2 separate regions of the Homo sapiens genome follow, and region 2 is linked to region 1. The links are chromatin loops, found by intact Hi-C in ENCODE. Cell type or tissue: gastrocnemius medialis. All regions are shown on one strand.

The links. Peaks named below come from ENCODE experiments on the same cell type or tissue, not always from the same donor. Only the 100,000 strongest peaks of a DNase experiment are listed, where the experiment ranks them.
Region 2: a loop joins it to region 1, with 3 times the contacts of the local background. A loop is called at or near these places in 61 of 110 quality-filtered maps.

Annotation. Positions count from the first base shown.
Region 1 is chr1:182,596,986-182,604,985 of GRCh38, forward strand. It overlaps RGS16 (regulator of G protein signaling 16), which reads right to left and starts at 7,404. Exons shown (of 5, transcript NM_002928.4): 1 at 7,231-7,404; 2 at 6,244-6,354; 3 at 5,435-5,499; 4 at 4,981-5,147; 5 at 1,638-3,528. The coding sequence starts at 7,274. The coding sequence ends at 3,307. RefSeq lists enhancers at 4,499-4,548, 6,969-7,028, 7,119-7,168, 7,639-7,718 and a silencer at 4,859-4,918. In gastrocnemius medialis, CTCF peaks have their summits at 2,565 and 4,527 (motif pointing right); DNase peaks (open chromatin) are centred at 4,576 and 7,466; H3K4me3 peaks cover 1,196 bases; H3K27ac peaks cover 1,581 bases.
Region 2 is chr1:182,081,134-182,089,133 of GRCh38, forward strand. No RefSeq gene overlaps it. Among named protein-coding and RNA genes, the nearest start is that of ZNF648, 23 kb to the left of the region's middle. RefSeq lists an enhancer at 4,190-4,239. In gastrocnemius medialis, CTCF peaks have their summits at 27 (motif pointing left), 230 and 3,951 (motif pointing right); a DNase peak (open chromatin) is centred at 3,988.

The DNA of each region.
Region 1 (8,000 bases):
GAGGATGAGAGAGTCCTCTAAGGAAGCCTTGGTGAGCCTGTGCAGAAGCTGGACCCAACGCATTTGGGTCTGAGGGATTTCGATGCACTCAATACATGCATGTTAAAGGCATAAAGATGGAAGGAGAGCAGTAGGAAAGGGCGAGTGTTAGTACCTCCCTGTCTTTCTGGGTCCTCCGCTCTTCCTTCCCTTATCAGTCACATTCCTCCACCCATCTTTCACAGACTGGACTCCCCATGGCATAACTGAGTTCAGATCCCCATTCTGCCACTCACTGGCTGGCTGCCCCAAGCATGTCCCTCCCTCTCAGAGCTTGTTTCCTTCTCTGGATGATAAAGTGTTCAGACCCACTCCACAGAGCTGTTGTAAGGACTAACAGAGCTCAGGGCCTGCCACAGTGTTGGTCCCTGTCTTCCTTCCCAGGCCCTTAATTTCAGGATCCTCCCTGGTGTCACCCACAGAATCCCTCCTTAGATCTGTGCTTAAGATGTGATTCTATGGGGATTTCTACCCCATGTTCCTGAAGTCTGATCACTTTACTCAGACTATCAATAGGGAAGAAATAAAGGTTCATTTAAGGTCCAGATCTGTGTATAAACAGATCATTCAACAGAGAAGAAAACATTTTTTTAAGTAGTCGTAATCAGAAAAAAATGAGAGGGATTCAGTAGGATGAAAAAGGAGAACAAGCAGGCAATTAGCAGAGGAAGAACAGATTTTGATCCTTGCAAACCTACCCCCAGGGTCTCACTGTGTCCCCCAGGCTGGAGTGCGGTAGAGTGATCTCAGCTCATGGCAGCCTTGACCTCCCCAGCATAAGCCATCCTCCCACCTCAGTCTCCCAAGTAGCTGGGACTACAGGCATGTGCCACCACACTCTGCTAATGTTTGACTTTTTGTAGAAACTGGGTTTTGCCATGTTGCCCAGCCTGGTCTTGAGCTCCTGGGCTTAAGTGATCCACCCTCCTCAGCCTCCCTCCCTCAGTGCTCACAGGCATGAGCCACCGCGCCTGTCTCCGTACCCCCAAATTCTTTCAAGCACAGTTCAACCCTTATTCCCTTGGCCCATGGAATGGAGCAGCCTCATGTACAGAGTGGCTTCATATACCTCATCTCAGATACTTCTATGAAATTATAAAAAGAATAATAATTTCTTGAATATAAATTACAAAAGATTTGTAATTGAATTTAATTACAAATTACTTTTAAAAGTAAAAATCCTACAAAAGTCACCACCTAACTGATGATGTCTTGCTACTTGACCAAGGGGTACTGACCCCTGCACTGTTACAGGCAGAATTGGAAATGGCTCATGCCGAGTCCCAGCCAGGTGGGCAAAAGATACGGGCTCTGAAATGACAGTGGGCTGAGCCCAGTCCAATCCACACAACAGCCCAACACAAGTGGGGCTGTCACGAGCTTAAAAAGTCACTGATCATAGCAGCCTCGTTAGAACCTATCCCTTCTCTTGACTCTGGCAGGTACCAGGTGAATATCAAGCTCTCCCTGTACTTCTGCCTGTGCCATGGAAGCTTACTCGCCTGTCCTGTGGAATTCCCAAAAGCCAGCTCCTCCCCAGAGCTCTCCACAACACTTCCCCTTTTCCCCTGACCCACACAGCACTTGAAGACAGGATGTCATATTTGACTTTTGCTTTTATTTTATAAGAATATAACATGCTGAAACAGGAAAATGGGGATTGCAAACATCATTCATATCTAGGAAACCAGCTCCATTTGTCACAATAAATAAATATTTAAACAGTGAGGAGTTCCTGACAGGCTCCAAGAGGTTCCCAGCACATTCAGAGGTAGAGTCTGGTAGAGAAAGGGAGACAGTCAGGCTGAAACCCCTGCTGAGATTCTCCAGTAGAGGCAAACTGAAATTACAATAATAAATAACAACAGCACCAACAATAACAAAAACAATGTTATGACAATCACAGAAAACCAATGATACAATACACTTAAATAATCTCCTGGAGGAGCTCATGGTACAGAGAGAACAGTGTTGATTATCCTGGGCCACAAAGGGGCTGCCCTGGGTAGTTCACTTCCCCAGCCTGGGCTCTGCCGCAGGAGTTGCCATCAGGAAATGTTTGTTCAGTGATGCCCTGAGGTGACAGGCAGGTTCTGATTATCCCCAGTCCTGCCCTTCGAAGCAGCCTCTCCCCCCAGCTTCTGCACTCTAAGGGTGCCATGGTCCTGGGCCACCTCTGCCCACTCCAGTGTTCATCTCACGTCTGCAGGAAAGAAACACAAGGCTCCCCTTCTATCTCGGGGCATCTCTTTTTGCCTGTTCTCATACCACAAAAAACACTGGCTGGATTTCAGCAGGACTCTCAGGGACCGCCAAGAGACTTATTTCCTAGGATCCTTTTCTGCCTTGTTCCACACTGCGGGGCATGAGAGCTGGAAAAGCCACTCCCCGAGGCCTCCACACTTTGTTCTCCTGGGCCCTGCCTCCAAGAGACAGCACAGAACTCAGAGAGGGCACATCCAGGAAGAGGCCCCAGGGCGGGCCTGCTCACAGGTGGACCCTGCTGCAACGCAGGGTCAGGGGCCACCTGCAGGGGGCCACCCAGAGCACTGAGCTGGATTCAAGTGAGCCTCCTTTCAGGGCTCTCCACTGACTTGGAAAGGGCTCACAGGCCAGTGTTTGAGGTATAAATATCTCGCATGGGGCAAGAGTCACATCAGCTTGCTGGCCTTGACATGACTGCAAGGCTGGACAGACACACAGGAGTGTTACGAGGTACAAGCTAAGGGACTCTGGGCTAGCCCAGAGGCCAGTGAGGAGGGCCAAAGGGGAAGACTCCACATCCAGGGTCCCTTCCGTGCCCAGAACAGTCTGGGAATTAGGAAAACAGGATGCAATCAGAGTCAACTGAGCAACAGGCAAAACAGCTGATCTGGATGTCTTTCCTCCTCTCATTTTCATGGTTCCCTTTATCCACATGTTTCCTAAACCACACTAGAACACTTCCTTCTCCGGTGAGAACGAGAGCCAGTGCTAACCCCCATACCACCTTTTTGCCCCACAGAGAGCCCCACCAACCCTCATCATTAGCCCTTATTCACAGGTCCTGGAAGTGGGCGGCTCCTCTCCAGCATGAGTCCCACAGTATCTGAAGGAGAGACTGCTGCTTCCCAAACAGGCTGCTGGAGCGCATTTTTTTTTTTTTTTTTTTTTTTTTTGTCCTCTTGCACTTGCTTTGCAGAACCTGCCTCCCACACAGGGGCAGCCACCTCGGGGATGGGTGACTCAACCTCTCTTCCCGGCTGGCTTCCTCACTGCCGTGGAGACTCAGGTGTGTGAGGGCTCGTCCAGGCTGCAGCTGGACAGAGTGGCAGAGGCGGCTGAGGCTTGGGCAGCCAGGTCCCGGTAAGCAGGCGACTTCAGGAAGCGTGGGTAGGAGTCCTTCTCCATCAGGGTACGTGTCTTCCCCTGAGCCGCATCAAAGCATGTGGCTGTGGCAGTCTGCAGGTTCATCCTCGTCAGCTCGTGGGTCTCATGGTCAATGTTGACCTGCGGGAAGGAGGACACACACAGGGTGAGTTGGGGAAGAGGGTGGGCATGGCTGAGGGAGGGCCAACGGCAGGCTGGGCATTGGAAAGAGCATCGGATGCTGCATCAGGAAGTGGGGGCTCCTGAGTTGATCACTAGCTTTTCAGCTCTGGGCTTGTACCCACATCTGATCCAGTGTCTGTCCTCCAATCTCTCAGAATTAACATGAGGATCTATCAAGAATGTATACAAACGCAATCCCCTTTCACCCTTTCTTCTACAGCAACCCTGCTTCAAGTCACTATCAGCTCTCCTGGGATTTGCACCAAGGCCTCCTACCTGGTCTCTCTGCTACCTTACCCCCCACCCCTGTGGTTTGTTCTCTACCCAGTCGCTACAGTGAGCCTTTAAAAACCCAACTCAGTTTGGTAGCTCCTCTGTTGTCTCCTCATGTCTTTCAGAAGAAGAGCCAAAGGGCTTGCTGGGCCCACGAGGCTCCCCAAGCCCACACCTGGCCATCCTCCTCATGCCTGACCTCATCTCCTGCTCTTGCCCTGCTCTACACAGGTCCATTTGCTCATCCGTGACTGTGACAGGCAGGCTCTGGCCATTGCATTTGCTGCTTCCTGTGTTGGAATGTTCTTCCCTCCCTGAATTCTTTCTTATCTCTGTTCATATGTCCTCACTTCCCTTTACAGAATGGAAAACCTTACGTCTTCCCAGGCCCTACCTCTGGTACTCCCTGTCTCTCATTTCCTGCTGTATTTTTATGAGTGCATAGCTCATCACCTGGCATATATTTGTCTAGTTGGTTATTGGCATCTTCCCCCATTCAAATTATAAGTTTCATTAGGTAAGGGACTTTGTGTGGCTCACTGTGACATACACAGTGACTGTAACAGTGTCTTGAATATAATTGGGGCTCAATACACCTTTACAGAATTATGTGGAATCAATCAGCGGTCAGAAAACAAAAATAAGGTACAAAAGTAAGGCATTACTCTTATCTTTCCACCAGGTGGCGCTGTGTTCTTTAGCAAATGCAGCTGCCATGCGTTTAGCGGCCAGGAGAGAAGGTAGACAAAAAAATCACAGACCACAGACCAGCAGGCCTCAGGCAGGTCAGCCTGGGGACTGAGCCAGGTTACATAAGGTCCCTGTGCTGACCTTGTCTCCCCAGTTGCTAAGTGTTTTGAGCCTCTAAAAACGGATGGGTTTATAAAGGTGGGTATGGACAGAAGCCGAAAAACCTGCCAACACATCCTGCCCCATCATGAGTCTTAGGGTTAAGCACCCAGGAGTGGCACTGGGCCTGGCTTTCCTAGTCTCTGGTCACAGAAGCCCAGTCACCCCTGTGCCAAGTAAGGCCCTTCTACCTCTACACCTAGCCCTTCCTCCCCTCTAGCCCTGATTCTCAGAGGGGAAGGAGCAGGCAGGGTCGTGAGGATTCACTGGGCATATGGGGGCTCTAACCTCTTTAGGGGCCTCACTGCAAATGAACTCCTCAAAGATCTGGTGTGCCCTGGAGGCCAGCTTGGTAGCTGATCGGATCTTCTTGAACTCCTCACAGGCCAGCCAGAACTCCAGGTTCTCCTCACTGAACTCTGTCTTCAGGAAAGCGTGGAAGGCAGCCACTCCATCTGGGGTTGCGGGAAAGAAGAGGAAATAGGTCAGCTGGAGGGACAGCAGGGAATACAAGAAGAAAGGAAAGCAATTGCAATTAATGGCTCTATTTTTAGAACATAATTTTCTTGAACAATGACCTGCCTTTATATGTTGAATAGAGGCTGGCACACTAGGGGATCATTATTATTATTATTACTACTACTATTATTCTGCCCAGGCTCTCAGCAGTCCTGGGGCTGGCTCCAAAGCACATGAGTACACATGTGCCACCCAGAGACAGACACAAAAGGCTCCTACTCACTTTTACTGCTCAGCAGCAGGTCGAACGACTCTCTCCACCCCAGCACATCTTCTGAGAAGTTTCTACTAAAAGACAAAAAGAAAAAAAAAGAGTAAGAAAAAAAATCAACAAACCAAAGCATAGTACAAATTCTAGCCAGAACTCTGATGGAAAACTGCATAAAATTCACAGAAAGGCTTGCTTGGTGATTGCTGAAGCTGACACCTCAAACTCTTAGTTGGACTTAGGGTAAGCAGTAGTGCTTTCTAGAGCACAATTCAGCAACCAGAAATCAAAGCCAGGGACTCTTTAGTCCTCAGTCAATATCTCTAAGCCTGTCTCGTCTCTGTCCAAAAATTATTTCAATTCCCCTGACTCTCAAAGATTTGTTTTGTACACCTTCCCAAGGAAATAAGGTCCTCATAAATAGAGATTACATCTACACATAACTCCAGAGTTTGGTACAGTTGATAGCCAATATGAAAGAGTTTCTAGGCAAGGTGCATACTAGAAAACTTCAAGTGGTCTTGGATTCTGTCCTAGCCCTGGATGCACGTGCAATGAATCCCGAGGTGGGAGAGTCTGGGAACTAGGCATTCATGCCCTGTGTGCCCTCATCCGTGGATGGACTTGGAGCCCTGGAGCCACCTACCCACTCACCCATGAGCCAAGTAGTCATAACAGACCAGCAACAAGTCCCACTAAAATCTCTAGGGAGGTGTTGCCAAGGTCCACTTAGCGTGTCCTGGCTTCTCCCTGTATTTCCCTCCTCATGACTCCCTTCCCACTCCCTTCCCTCTCGGAGCCCTGAGCTGGTCAGCAACACTTACTTCTCTTTGCTGTGTTTACTGCCCCACTCGAACTTGCCAGTACTCCCAGTATCGCAGCCCAGCTCTGATTTGTGAAGAAAGATCCCCAGACGTGTCTTGAACTCTTTGGCTCTGAAAAACAAATCAGGAACATGAAAGCATTCTCTCATTTGCTCAGCCAGTGTGGAGAGGTTTATGGGTCCCAGAAGAGCTCTGGGTGGTGCCACCCAAACTTTAGCCTCAAGAGTTCCTGGAAACTCTTGGCTGTCCCCAGGCCAAGAGTGCTTCTCTTATCAGCATCATCAACCCCAAAGCAACAAAAGCAATGTTTGAGCTATGCTGTGGTAGGTCTTACACTTTCTGGGTAATACACACGCTGCATATATGGGCTTTTCCCTAAAGTCACACTGATCTCTCTTCGTGCCTGTTGATTCAGAAAAGAACTCAGCATTCTTTTCAGAAGTATTTCTGAACTGTGTGGGAAACTGATTCCTGCCTTCATCTTTACTTTTTCCTTCCCAGCCAGTAAGGATTGGAAGCTGTTGAGTAGCTCTCTGGAATATGGACACACCCTCAACAGTGGGAGCCCCCACCCCCACACACCCCACCAAAAAAAAAAAAATCTCCCTGTCTTCCAGGGGCAGAGGAGGCAATGCCCCTAGCTCTGGTCTGAGGAATGAAAAACAAATGCTTAAGAAATGGGCAGGCTCAGTGCTGCCTGGAAATGTCAACGTGGCCTTCCCGCAGCCGGGTCTTCAGCAGGTCACCTGAGCACGACTGCAGTTTGTCAGAGGATGGGGATGGCAGCAAGCCGCGGGCCCTTGCTTCCCTTCCCCTTGCTTTCTCCCTGCTCCTGGAATCTGAGCACGTGGCATCAAGTGCGCTTCTACCTCTCTACTCAAGCCTCTAGCGCCCCATCCCCGCGCCCACCCAGGTCCCCAGGCCTGCCGCTCCACTCCCTAAGAGTTGGTGGGACTTCCCCCAAGCAGTTGGACAACCTCCCCTTACCTCTCCAGGCAGGTGGTGGGGAAGGCGGCCAGGGTGCGGCACATGGCTGCGGGCGCAGGGCAGCACGTAGTAGGCAGGATGGTGGCAGGCTCCAGGAGGCTCCGCGTGCGCCAGGAAGCAAAGGCGCGGTAGCAGGTGCTAGTCAACTGCGGTTGGGTTTAGCAGCCTGCAAGCGCCCAGACTGAGCGGCCGCTGCTTTAAATCCCCTCGGAGGAGCGGGGCGGGGCTGGGCACTGCTGACCAATCGGAGGGTGGGGCTGGGCGCTGAGAAGGCGGAGGCGGGGCCCGCAGCCAGACTGGGCCGGGTGCAACTTTCGCGGCAGCTGGAGCACGCGGAGCTGCACCCTCCGCCCAGAGGACGCCGCGTGTGGAAGGAAAAGCGGCAAGAGAATTGGCACGGGGATGAGACGTGCACACCCAGTTTCCTAGGGAAAAGTACCTGCCGACCTCTAGTAACAGCAGGAAAGTCACGCAGCGGTGTCGTGTTGAGAGAGTTTGCACGGGGGTGGTGGGTCTGGGAGGCACACAGGGCTTTCTTTGATCGCAGGCAAGTCTGAGCCTGCTGGGTCCTGAGGACAGGCGCACAGGGTGCAAACCTGGGCAAAACAGCATCTGATTATACTGATAAGTACCCTTTACGAGGCTCTTACCATGATGGACACGGGGCTAAGTAAGCTCTTCATCATCATCTCCATTTTATAGATGAAGAAATCGAGAATCAGAAAGCTAAATAAACTTGTCCAAGATCACAGTTGGAGATGACAGAAAAG
Region 2 (8,000 bases), 520 kb before region 1:
ATAGCAAAGGAGTGAGGAAGACACTTGCCCCACCTAGTGGTAGGAGGGATGTGGAAGAGAAAATTAATCCTCCACTTGAGAAGGAGCTATTCTCAGAAGAGAGCCATGTTTCATGAGAGCAAAAAGGGGAAGAGAAGATGTTGAGGATATAGGATATTGTTTCTATCCAGTGTAACCTGTTTCAATTACTTCCCACCATGCTTTGAACCTTCCAGACCAAATCCTTTGCCACCTGCCCGCTACCTCTCTACATTCCAGCCACACTGTCCTTAGCATGTTCCTTGGATATATCAAGTTCTTTCCAACCCTGGGGGCTTTGCACTTGCTGCCATGTTCTTTCCTTTCTTGAAATTGTACCTCTTCCCCACCCCAAACCCTTAAGTCTCATGTTGAGTGTCATTTCCTTAAGAAATCTTGCTGAACACCCTCTTTAAATCAGGTGCTGTGCTTGGTGCCACTGAAGCAATAGGAATCCACACACAGTTTCTATCTTCAAGTTAGTTTACAGTCAGATGAAGCAAAGAGGGGAGCAGATGGTTTGAAAGTGCCCTAAGGGCTTCAATGGGGTAAACCCAGAGCACATGGGAGCACACAGGAGAAACTATTAAATGAACCATAGTGGGGGTGGTGGGGGGGGGTGGGGGTGGGGGTGGGGGTGGTAGTGGAGGTGGGCGGTGGGCAGTGGGAGAGTTTCAGAAAATGGCTAAACAGAGGCCTGAGGATGATCAGGAGTTAATGAGGAGAGGGTGGGGGCTACTGAGAGAGTGTGGGGAGCCATGAGCTGGTCAGGATGGCTGGAATGTAGCAGGATATGGGGATGATGCTATAGGGGTGAGTGTCCCACAGCAGACCTGCGGGACATGCTATGGAGTTGGGCTCTTTCCCGGGGTCTCTGGAGGCCACTAAAGGATGAGTTTTTGTCTTTATATATAAAGAGGTATATATAACAATTTTGCAGAAGAATTATGACCAGAAGCAGAGTATTATCAAGTTTGGCCCCTTCTGTGTTTAGCCCTAGAACAAGTATAGAGCTGCCATCTGGGAGCGCAGTGACCACAGCCTTCTGGGGCACAAGACAAGGCCTAGTGCTATCTGGGCGAAAATTGGCTAGGATCGTAGAACTGCCAGAGCTGCAGAACGTCCTGGACTAGTGGCCTCCCACCCACCACCCAGACAGTTTCATTCACCAGCTTTGTAGTTGGGACACCTTCTCCATGTTATCCTAATGACAAGAAGATAAAAAGCAAGAGAACAATTGAATGGAATCACTATAAAATGTTCCCAGGCCCCTTCCAAACTATAAGCTTTCAGACTTCCTTTCTCTAACTTGAGACTACAGAGTAATACCGATGCCTTGCGAGATGACCGTGACTTAAATTTATTGTGTGCTTAGCAGGTGCCAGGCCCGTGTCACAGCAACACAGGCAGATGCTTTCATCGCCATTTTGTACAAGAGGAAACAGGCACAGAGAGGTTAAGTAAATTACCCTTTGTCACATAGCTAATAAGTGACAGAGCAAAGATTCAGACCCTTGGAGTCTGATTCCAGAGCCCATGGTCTATACCAACACCCATACCACCTCTAAAGTTGGTGTCTTCTAAGTAGTCAGAGTAAGATTAAATCAGGTTCAAACAGTGTGGGACTGAGGCATATCTGGCTGTGTTCAAGACTTTATAAAACTTCTCTGGGATCACTGACCAGAACATTTCACAGCTCAGAATGCTTGTTTTTGACCAGACTGGGGGCATCTAAAGAAAAGCTCTAGGGAAAGGAGGTAGCAGAGCATGGACTGCCTGCCCTCAGCTCCCACTGGCTGGCTCAGCAGGGAGCTCTGGAGCATGGTGGTGTCCGTACAGCCCACAGCCTTCCTGTGCTTTCTCCCTGAGCGTACACACAGTGTCAATGGAAACACAGTCATCACATGTTACATGTCTCTACCAGTCAAGGGCAGAAGCACAAATGTCTGAGGGCTTGTTTAGGAAGGGCTTTGGGGAGCATCTGCTCAACATGAAAGTTGCTAGAAATATAGTTGGGGGCCAGGCATGGTGGCTCACACCTGTAATCTCAGCACTTTGGGAGGCCGAGGCGGGCGGATCACCTGAGGTCAGGCCAACATAGTGAAACCTCGTCTCTACTAAAAATACAAAAAAAATAGACACATGGTGGCACAAGCCTGTCATCTCAGCTATTCTACAGGCTGAGGCACACGAATCACTTGAACCCAGGGGGAGGTGGTTGCAGTGAGCCAAGATCACACCACTGCACTCCAGCCTGAATGACAGAGGGAGGCTTTGTCTCAAAATATATATATATACACACACGCATATATATATAGTAGGGATTCTCAGGTCCATGTTTCCTATTTTCTCCACTGTGAACTCTGTCTTTTCCCTTTCTACTAAAGGGAGGGAGAGTGCTGACACCCACCCACCGCCCTCCTGCTGTCTCCGGGCTGTTCCTCCATAGAACCTCCCTCTCCAACTGGCCAGGCCTGGTCTGTCATCTGCACAGGCCACTCCCACCACCCAAAATTCTTTTACCTCTTTCCAGTTTTCAAAATCACATTCACGAAGACTCTTCTGGTCATTCTGACCCACCCTGTGTCTCCCCCCATCTCTCACAGTACATGTGATCTGCATTCCCATAGACTCTTACAGCAGGAAAGGGCTTCGAGAGTCTATGCTCATCCTCCTCATCCTGTCACTGAAAATTAAACCAAGGTCAAGAGGACAAGTTTTTTGCTCCAAATCACTGAGAAGTGTACTGCTCTCTCTCTAATTGTTTCAATAACAGGGGCCCTGTCTTGATCTCCTTTGCACCCATGACCTATATGAATCTGCTATAAACCCTGGTACAAGAACATTGAGTTCCTTTATTTCCTCATTGTGGTTTGAACTGGTATTTCTCTACTTCTGGGACAATGTCAAGGTTCGCGAGTCCCTCACAGAGTCAAGGAGGCTGATCCTTGGGCATTTGTCCAAGTGGGTTACAAGGGTGACATCTGGGGCTCTTTCAGCCTGTATCACAGGTCTCTGGCTTCAGGATGCATCTCTGCCATTCTGAGGACCTGGGAATTCATTGTAAGGCTGACATCCAGAGCTTCCTGGCACTATGCAGACACTTCCCTCTGGGGCTTGATACTTCTCTGGGGCTCTGCGGGGACCAGGGTGGGGCAGTGGCCTGGAGTCCTCTCCCCACACTGACCCAGAGAACTGTCTACTAGGGGAGGCATCTTCCCTGCCTCCTGCTTCCTTGGGTTGCATTGCTTTGTCTCTCAAACCCAGGCCTCCCTCTTGTTTTTCACCATAGATCTGGAGGGCCCCTAAACCCTAATGATTAGCAACTGAAAAACTTGTTTTTCCTTTCTCTTAACCTTTTAAACCTGCCCAGAAATTGAGGGAAAAAAAGGTTTGTAGTCTGTCCTCTTGGGGGCAGCAAAGAGGTGCATTAAAAATGTAGCAATTAAGTTTCTATTTAAAAGGCCAGCAATTCACATCTTGCTCATCCTTTTACCTGGAATCTTCTCCATTTTTCAACTGGTTAATGCTGGCTTATCCTTCAGGACTCAGCTCAGACATCACCGCAGATAGAAGTGACTCATATTCATGAATCACCCCCACTTCTCACTCCCTTCTGCAAAAGTGGGGCTTTGCTTTATTGTCCTCTGTATTGCCAGCCCCCTCATATCAAGTGCTCCACAAACACATGCTGACTTGCACTGAATTCAAGGCAAAGTGGTGGGTAAGTGAGATCCACTTGTTGACTAGTGGCTTCCCAGGGAAGATAGACTTAAACAAGAGGCACCAAAAGAGGCGCGTGTTTGGGGGACATTCCACTTCCTAGAATAAGATATTCAAACGCAGAGCCAGAGAAGGAGGACAGGGAGGCCTCTCCCGGCTCCCTGCCTCTATTTACACCAGGCATTCAGAGTGGGGGACAGTTCTAAGACTGACCAGGAGGTGGCAGCGTTGCCCCTTGGATGAGGGACTCCCTTCAGCAGGACAGAGGCAAAGGACACCGCCTCTCTAGCTCTGGGAGGAAGTCACCAGGAGGCCTCCCCTAGGCCAGTCTCAGAGGGCCAGGATGCCAGCTGCCTTGCACACAGTAGGGATCTATAGCCATGTGTGGATCCAACGTGGTTTTGTTTGTTTGTTTTTGAGACAGAGTTTTGCTCTTGTTGCCCAGGCTGGAGTGTAGTGGTGCGATCATGGCTCTCTGCAACCTCCGCCTCCTGGGTTCAAGTGATTCTTGTGCCTCAGCCTCCTGAGTAGCTAGGACTACAGATGCCCGCCACCACATCCGGCTAATTTTTGTGTTTTTAGTAGAGACAGGGTTTCACCATGTTGGCCAGGCTAGTCTCGAACTCCTGACCTCAAGTGATCCTCCTGCCTCTGCCTCCCAAAGTGCTGGGATCATAGGCGTGAGCCACCACACCCAGCCCCACATGTTCTTATTCTAAGCTTTGCTAGGGGCTTTGCATGGGAAAGGAAGGAAGGAAGAGTGGGAGAGAGGGAGGGAGGGAGAGAAGGGACTCAGGCCTTAACCTAGAACCCCTGCATCAGAGTCTCTTGGATGGTTCCTGGGAATCCTCAGGTGATTCTGATGGAGGCAGGCACAATTCTCCCTTGTGTGACTAATTTCCCAAGGCCTCGCCTTTCAATCACAGAACTGATTTTATCCATTGTGAAAACCTAATGCAGACCCCAGCGCACGCCTCCTGCTCTCCCTCAGCTGGGAGGCTGACCGAGGTATTTTAGGCATCCCGCCAGAGATGGCTGCTAGGTTGCAAAGACAAGCAGTGCCCTCCTGGGCACAGCCCTATGCCCCCCAGTGGGCACTCCCTCTCTCCTTCTCATCCTATCTTCAGCTTTGGCATGAGTGGCTGGCCTGACACAGCCCACCTCACCCCAGCAGTGGCGCCCCAGGCTGAGCTTCAACCCAACTCTTGGGTAAGCAGCAGGGAAACTGAGGAGTATTTCACAGTTAGTCTCTGTCCCCTCTCAAACAGGCAGTATTTTCAGGAGTCCTTCGTGACATTGAGGCCTGTGGGGGACATCTTGATGTTGACTGGGGGCACACGTTGGCAGGGCTACCCCCATGTGGAAAATCTTGGCTGGGGTGGCGGGCTTTTGGTTTTAACAACAAGTGACTCAATTGTTGTCCCTTCTTCCTGCAGCCTCCCCAAGTCACTGCCCACAGATGGCCCTGGGCAGAAAGTGGTCAAAGAGAGTGAAGCCCGGGGGAGGAAAGCTCGGGTGCCCATGGCGCCCACTGGATGGCTGGCCTGGTTGGGACCCACTCTGGCGGGGCCAGCTCCTGGTGGTTCCCTGCACATCCATCCACTGTTTCCCATCTACACTCTGCCAGAAAGTCCTTCCTCTCCTGACCCCGCCATCCAAACCCTATGTGTTTCAGGAAATCATTTTTCAGATGCTACCTGGGGACTCCTGCAGCTGCTGTGCATTTTCTTGGAATCTCTCATGGAACCATGCATGATGACTGTTTCTACATCTCTGCATGGGAAGGAACTCAGGGATAGAGGGCACCCCGTTCCATCCCCATCCCAGCCCCTAGTGCAGGGGAAGAGAGCCGTGGATGTTAACTATTGTGAGTACATGACGGGAAGGAGAAGGTGGTGGCGCCTCAGGGTTGACAGGAAGGGACAGGAAGGTTTCATCATGGAGGCAGGAAGGGGGCCGGGCCCTGAAGGATGGATTCCATTTCTAGGTGAAAGTCACCAGCATGTTATCAGAGCGTCCTTCTTAAGTAGAGTCAGAGCTGCGCTATTTTGAGTGGAATGAAGGTGGTCTGTGGGTTGGAAAGGCCAGTCATGATCCCCAGTCCATTTTGTGGGTGCCCCTGGTTGATCCCTAAGACAACTTCCTGGAGTGTGTGCATTGACCACAGATGTCAGGGCCTGGGCTTCTCTCCTGAACCCAGTTCACACCAAAAAAGGACATGAAGGACAAGGACCAAGAGAGGGCTGGAGGCAGAAGTGCTCTCAGAGCGGACACAGGGTCCCACCCCAATCCTTGTGCCTGAAGCAGAGTTGCAGTGTGGCCGCTACTGGCACCAGTACAGCAAAGCAACACCCTAAAATCAAAGCGGGAACAGCAGGAGATGGAGCCCGTGTCTTTGAGGACCTCAGAGGCAGAACTTCTGGTTGGGGCCTGAGGACTTTTGCACTCTCCTGAGCACCCTTGCCTTTTCTTGCCACCGCAAGGGAGATGTTATCTTCAGACTCTGGGGCTATTGCAAGCTGCTGCTCTTCCATGAAAAGCTTGGGGCCTTTGCTCAGTGAAGTCAGGATGTTTTGAGATTACAGGGAGGGTGGAGGAAACAGGAGGGCCCACAGGGTGGGTGAAAAACCTCATTCTCCGCCCTCTCAGCTCCACCCTGCATGCACTACCAGCATTCTCAAGGCTTCCTTCTCAGTTTGTGTAAGACAAGGAAAGCCTGAACCAGGGATTCCCCTCTCAGCCACCCCAGCTGCAGCCCCTGAGGGTGGGTGTGCATGCAAGGGACAGGGTGGGGAGCCACAAGCTCATCTTCCACCCCTCCACAGCTCATCTGGCCTTGCCTCTATTGCTTGGGGAAAATGGCACCTTGAGGACAGAGTATGCCTTGCTTTCTCCTAGGAGAATGTTCTCTTTCTGTACTCGCTGATGGAGCTCTAGCTAAAAAAAGTATATTTCCCTGCCTTTTCTTTCTTCCTCCTTGAGGGCCTCTCTGTAGACTTTATCAGGCCACACTGATGAGCTCAGAACAGAAAAGTTATGGCTATATGGGAGCAGGCTCCTCCCTCATAGCTCCTGGTCAGATCTGGACATCTGGGGCAGCCGCGGATCAGAGCCCCAGGCTGGCCCTGGACCAGACCCCTGCTCCTCTGTCCCAGGCTGGCCCACTGCCTCCATGAGTCACTAAGGTAACCAGGAGGGCAACCACAGGGGAAAACAACCACCCTTATTGCCCCAGGTGGCAGTCCCAGCCCAGGGCAAAACTGGGGCATTACTTCAACTGTACCAAAGTCAGGCCTGTGCCTGGGGCTGCAGGAGGCGGCTGCAAAGAGGCTGGGCGGGGCAGCAGGAAGCCCTGTGGAACTTGCGTGTGTCCTGACTTGCCATTTCTGATGTCAGCACCTTCAGATGCCCTTTCATGGGGTAGGAACTGGGAAGGGCAGAGGTAGTAACATCTGAACAAAGCTGGGTGAATTCCCACGGAAGACGGAGCATCGAGTCGTCAATGCCTTTTGGTAAACAAGTCGCAGCTCTTCCGTCTTGGCTCATCCTCATGGGCACATCCCAGTGGTGTTCCCTGCCCACCTCTGCACCCACATTTTAAGGTGTGTAATCTGCCTCCAGCTCTGTCCTCCCCACCTCAGAGCCTTAGGATCTCTGGCTCTGACATTCAGTGCAATGTGTGCCGCCTGGTAGGCGCTCAGCGTTTTGAGTGAAAGAATAAATGTTTAGGTTTCCAGCAGCACCCCGTGCTGCTGGGATCACAGAGTGGCTGCTAAACCCAGGGTGTTGATTTGAGTGCCCAATGGGTGCTCCTCCGAAAGTAAGGGAAGTGACCCTGTGGAGCTGTGGCAGAGGTCGCATCCCCTGAGTTGCTGACCTTGCAGAGAAGCACAGGGTGCTCCTGCCTGTGGGTTGGGTGAAGCACCGTGTATATCTTTATCTCTGCTTGGGGGCCTGTTTCCTCCCCTTGACTTGTGCCTCCTCAATAGCAAGCCCGAGTCTCATTTAAGCTTTGAATTCTAGCACAGAGCTGGGCCCATCCATTAGATGAAGTGTGTTTACAAGTCTGTTCCGGAGTCGGTGGTGCTCCTGCTGCTTCACCTGGGCTCAGGACACCGAATACAAGATGCGGTTTCAGGATCTGGAATCCGCAGAGCCAGTGGGCTCCATAACCTGGGTCTGGGTGCCATGGCTAGCATCGTTGGCTGTAAGGAAGCTGTTCTGGCAGTTCTTGATGGCCGCTTCCCTAGCATCTCTGT